2 separate regions of the Homo sapiens genome follow, and region 1 is linked to region 2. A link is a loop called in an ENCODE intact Hi-C map of the cell type or tissue named here. Cell type or tissue: IMR-90. All regions are shown on one strand. Each heading gives the region's core, and the rest is flanking DNA. Links, peaks and the distances in the headings are about the cores only. Region 1 overlaps SDK1 (sidekick cell adhesion molecule 1). Region 2 overlaps SDK1 (sidekick cell adhesion molecule 1).

Region 1 (2,922 bases), core at 165-2,664, 320 kb before region 2:
TGTTTTATGTTCAATATTTTATGTTTAATATTTATCCATTTTATTGTGTGCAAATTTTAGCTTAACAAGTAAACACATGAAACTCTAATGATATGCATGGTGAAGTGTTTAGGGGCAACGTGTACTGATGCCTGCAGCTTTGAAATGTATCAAATAAGATGGACTGGTGGAAGAATGGAGGGACATGAAGATGTATAGATGCGATGAAGTAAATATAGCAAAATGTTCGTTGCAGAATCTAGGTGGTGAGTATATGGATGTTCACTTTACAATTCTTTTGGCTTTTCTGTACGTATGAAAATGTTTATAATAAAATGTTGAAAAAAATGATCGAGTTGTATGCTTAAGACTTCTGTATTTTGCTACATGTAAGTTATGCCTTGATTTTAAAAACTGAAATATTAAACAATCAAAAGTACTAAGATTAGAAAAAATAAGACTATGCTTATTTGTAAATGACAAGACAAAAAAATTTATTAAAGACAGTTTATCCAAGACAAATTACTCATTATTAAAGAAAAAGAAATTTATGGCTTTCTCAGGAATAAGGAGGCTTATTTTTAAGTGAAGTGTCAAAATAATGTCCTATGTTGACACAGGATAGGGTACTGAAAAAGGATCCCAGAAAATTACTCTCCTATCTTGAATTCCTATCACGTGCCAAGCAAAAGATCCAGTCTCTGATGCTTAAGAGGGAAAGAACCAGGAGGCTAGAACACAGTTATGTTGTAGACTTGTGCACACATCAGCATAAGACTAAAAACCTGTAGGCAACCTCAAAAATCAATCATTTAAATGTGTGATTTTATAACATATTCATACTGTCATACTACGGAAACAAAAACTACATAAATGACAGTGATTTTTTAAAAACTATTAGTAAAAGTCAGTGGTCTCTTCACACTTCATGGTCTTCATCTAATTAAAACATATTTGGTTTTAAGTCTATTACAGTGAATGTTACATCCCCTCTGTTAAATATTTGCATGCCACAGCTACAAATGAAGACTGATTCACAGGTGTTGCACTGGCCGCTCAAACACCACAAGGGCATTGCTGAAATGGAGAATGGCTATCGCTAAAAGTACCCAACCAACCAAAGCACAATTTTCCCTCAATTTACTCAGTAATTGCATTTGCAGCAAGTATCGGTGAAAGTTAAAAATACCACAAAAATACCATGCATGTTTAAGAAAAATGAAGTACTAGTTTTTTGTTGTTGTTTTTTGCTTTTACCTACGTAAACATCTAGAGGGTCGTGCAGGAGATCTATGAGGGCGCAGAGCCGCCCTTCATCCTGCAGGACTATCCAAGCGCTGCAGCAGGTGCAGTCTGTTTTCTGTCCTCTCCACAAATGCCATCATCAGGACCACCAAAAATGCCCACAGAACACCCAGTACGTCCCATAGGAGACCCAGAATGTCCCATAGGAGGTACTGCTTCCTCAACTAGAAACCACGGATCTAAGCTGAAAGGATTGTTGTAGGAGTATTTAGATTTCAATAGCAGAAATATAATCCCCCAAACCGCTGTTATGTGCTCATTCCTGAATCATTCAGTGTAAACATTTATTTAACCTCTATAAATAATTTGTAGCTAACTGTGGTTAAAGATATGCTCAGATACACAGTCATCTGCTGATAGTTTGTGCCTACAGTTCACTACAAAGAAAGCATTTCACTAGCAGCTAAAGGCTTGTCATATGGAAACAATATTTGCTTATTCTTGCCTAAGGCTGGATTTAACACACTGAGCCTGATGTGAAAGATCATTTTGCTATTCAAACTGCAAGTCGCAAGCAAATACAAAGGCTTCATACTTGCTTTTACATATTATTCTTATGATTTTTGTTGTCAGTTTGTATTTAACCTCAGCGTTCCTGTCCTGCATGATTTCATAACTATAATCTGCTACTTAGTCACTGCAGTACTTGCATATTTTCTCTAATCAAACTTGTATCAAAACTCCTGAGTCATTCCTGTGTTCTCTGCGCTCCAGCATCCTAGATGTTTTCTGCCTTTGCTTCTTCCTATTTCTTTTTTTCCCTACCTTCATCCTTGTACAATGATTAGGCCTATTATTATTATTTTTTTTTTTTTTGAGATGGAGTCTCACTCTGTCGCCCAGGCTGGAGTGCAGTGGCATGATCTCGGCTCACTGCAAGCTCCGCCTCCCGGGTTCAGGCCATTCTCCTGCCTCAGCCTTCCGAGTAACTGGGACTACAGGTGCCCACCACCACGCCTGGCTAAGTTTTTGTATTTTTAGTAGAGATGGGGTTTCACCGTGTTAAGGCAAGAAAAGATGAAATGGCATGTGAATTCACTTGTTGACATGAGTTGCCACCTAATAACTAAATAGATCATCAGCAAGAGCAAAAAAAAAAAAAAAAAAAAGGAGGGGGGGCTTGATAAAAAAAAAACTACTGGATTTTTCAATGAAATTAGAAAAAAATCAGTCAACTTAAAAAGCTCTATGCAACTTGGCAATCCACACGCTCACCTGGAAAAAGTGCTACTCATTCTGTTACAGATTCACAAAATATTTACAAATCTTTACATAAAAATTACACACATACTTATCTGACCCACTCCTACGTATCTAACTCAAGTGAATTGAAAATGTAAGTTCCCAAAAAATTACATGTAGGCAAATGCTCATAGCAGCTTAATTCATAACCATCCCAACAACCAAAACATTCTTCAACAGATGAAGAGTTCAACAAATTGTGATACATTCCAGACAATGAAATACTTCACTACTCAGCGTTAAAAGGAATGAACTGTTGATTCACACAACAGCATAAATAGATCTTAAATGCTTTCTGCTAAGTTAAACACCCAGATGGCTACGTGCCGTATGATCCTAATGATATTGCCTACTGAGAAAGGCAAAAACGGAAAAGTCAGAAACAGATCAGTGGTT
Region 2 (2,922 bases), core at 144-2,643:
TGATTCTGGCACAACACATTGCTGTCAATTGGAACATCTTTTTGGTTCGTATCTTCCACTCACAAATTTACCTTTCCACCTTAACTAAGCACTTAATACACATTGTGGCCATAACTTTTGCAGTTTGAGGTGCAACAGCAAGACCAGCATAAATTTACTTGTCCTGTTTCACAATTTCATGGATAGATTTGTTCTTAATCTTAGCAACCTCAGCATATTTTTCTCTTTCCTTCTTAAGTCAAGAACGTTCACCTTTTCATTTAAAGGAAGCACTTTCTATCTTCTCTCTGGCACATCCTAATTGCCAACAACACTACTCCTATACTTTGTGGTCATTATTAATTAAAATAAGGGTTACTTGAACACAAGCACTGAGATACTGCAACAGTTGATCTGATCACTGTGAACCTCAAAGAGCAAATCCCTCAAGATGAATCCTGAGGGGCTAACTGAGTCTAATGGTCACACATGTACCCCAAGTTTCCAGAAAACCTACACATCTGTTTAACTCCGAACCTTCGCAGCTTACCATTCCTGTTCAGGCCACCTGAACCAACAGACTGTATAGCCTGCACCAACCAATCAGAAATCACTTGCACTGAGCAACCTGAACTAAGCAAGGTGGACTCCTTCATTTGAAAAAATATACCTGAATGCAAACCTGGGCAGAAAGATGCTCTATAAAAGCTCCATCCTTCCTTTGTTCTCTGGAATACACCTTCATTTTACAGGGCACAAGGGATGGTGCGAGATTCCATCACACTACTCAGGACGGTGCACAATTTAAAACTGATGAATTATTTACTTCCGGATTTCCATTTAATGTTTTCGGACCACAGGTGACTGAAACTACAAAAAAATGAATATGCAGGTGAGAGGGGACTACTGTGAATATGTCAAAGCATATCAAATTATATATCTTAAATATTTCCCATTTACTATATTTCAATTATATCTCCATAGAGCTATAACTTAAAAAAAAAGTCCAGCACAGGGTAGTTTGGGAGTTAATGTAATTATTATCCCAATCTGACCTGCCTCAGGGCATCTGAGGACAGCACAGTGCCCTCTAGTAAGCAAGGAGGTCTTCAAGGGTGTAGTTAAAGCTGTCATGGCCATTCTCACTATCTTCCTCCCACAAAGCTGGTGGCTTTAAATCATGATCATAAAGCTAAATCATGTATAAATGACAATGTTTTTTCTGTTCTATAAAGCAAGCTGTATCTTATCCAAAAGTGCATCAGATCATTAAGAAACAAATTCAAAAAGAGAAATGTACTGACTTTTTAAATCCCATTAGAAAGTATTAACTATGCCATCCCAGGACATTCCCACAACAGTGACTCACAGAGGCATTCCCTTACAGATTCAGAATGAGTAGTATGTTGCAATCTGGATTTAGCTTATGCTTCTTGGCACATTAACTGATTGCTGTCCACTGAGTCTTAGGAAAGGTTGACCAAACCCGAAACAATCTAACATTACTCTTCACTAGTGCTCTAGAGGCTTGTAAGGAGCGCAACAGTAGTCTCTAGAGGAACAGCTGCATCCGGAGCTTGCATGCTACTCATATATGATGACTTGAGAAACATTAGCTTTATTGGTTTTTAAGCAAGAAAGCGACACACGTTTTAGATGAAATGTTCACTCAGGGGAAATAAAAGAGTTTATTTATCTAAATAGGTTAACTATATTGTGTCTAACCACCACCCCAAAAATGTGATGAACTGCACATTTGAGATGTTGGATAATTAATAGAAAGGGGGGCCGGGCATGGTGATTCACACCTGTAATCCCAGCACTTTGGGAGGCTGAGGCAGGCTGATCACGAGAGGTCAGGAGTTTGAGACCAGCCTGGCCAACGTGGTAAAACCCCATCTCTACTAAAAATACAAAAGTGAGCTGGGCGTGGTAGCAGGCAACAGTAATCCCAACTACTCGGGAGGCTGAGGCAGGAGAATCACTTCAACCCAGGAGGCAGAGGTTGCAGTGAGCCAAGATCGCACCACTGCACTCCAGCCTGGGCAACAAGAGTGAAACTCCATCTCAAAAAAAAAAAAAAAAAAAATATTAATACAAAGGGGAAGAAAACAGGGTTGCTGCCAATGATGGAACTTAGTAAAGTATAAACTTTTCAGGATAAAGACAGATGAGTTGTTTGAAGTGAAAGGAGAAGATTCCAAGGACAGAAAGATTAAGAGTTTACTGAGGAAAGAAAGAATCAAAAACTTGGGTTGGCAATAGAGATGAGAGGTCCCACACCAACTAAGTGACAGCCCCAGATTGAAGCCAGACACCGTCCACTCCAGAGCCCATGTTCTTAACCATCCTACTGACCAACTCCTGCATGCCATCAGCAGCACTGACACATGGGCCTTCACAATGGACACTTCATGAGACTGGCAGTGTCTCTGCAGCTGTCCTCACTGTGTAGACAGCACAGATAAGACAGAAATAGCGGCCACAGAAAACGTAACATTTATGAAGCTTCTCTCATATGTAAATGTTAGAATCTAGAATACATCATTGTAAAGAAGAAATTATTTCGAATACACAGCATATTCTATTTTCTCTGTCTTCACATGAAGGTGATAGATATAGCAGAGACAACAGGCACATACTATAAAATGATTACCCTAGTTAAATGTTTTTATGCAGAAGTCATATTCATTGGGAATATAAAATAATATAGGTCTTAGCAGCAAACGTTCAGTTTAGTATTAACTATGATACATAAAATAAAATGAACAAAAAGACCATGCAATGCAGAACATTAAAAGCACTCTGGGGCAAAGGCAGGATGCAGGGGGCTAGGTCAAGAGATCTGGGGTGCGGGTTAGCTGTAAATAACTTAATTATTCCAAGTCCATTTCTTCATCTATAAAATGCAGAATAATTCCACTTGCCCCAACAATGTCTCAG

Evidence for each region. Peaks named below come from ENCODE experiments on the same cell type or tissue, not always from the same donor. Only the 100,000 strongest peaks of a DNase experiment are listed, where the experiment ranks them.
Region 1: it touches region 2 in a loop (8-fold over the local background); 1 of 110 quality-filtered maps calls a loop at or near these places.

Annotation. Positions count from the first base shown.
Region 1 is chr7:3,760,732-3,763,653 of GRCh38, reverse strand. The region is part of intron 4 of SDK1 (sidekick cell adhesion molecule 1); the gene reads right to left. Among named protein-coding and RNA genes, the nearest start is that of SDK1-AS1, 410 kb to the right of the region's middle. In IMR-90, for the core only: no CTCF peak of the experiment used is centred there; DNase peaks (open chromatin) are centred at 1,613 and 1,903; H3K27ac peaks cover 778 bases; H3K27me3 peaks cover 143 bases.
Region 2 is chr7:3,437,996-3,440,917 of GRCh38, reverse strand. All of the region lies in intron 1 of SDK1 (sidekick cell adhesion molecule 1), which reads right to left. It overlaps LOC124901577 (a long non-coding RNA gene), which reads right to left. Exons shown (of 2, transcript XR_007060196.1): 2 at 1-849. Among named protein-coding and RNA genes, the nearest start is that of SDK1-AS1, 87 kb to the right of the region's middle. In IMR-90, for the core only: no CTCF peak of the experiment used is centred there; a DNase peak (open chromatin) is centred at 1,457; H3K27ac peaks cover 697 bases.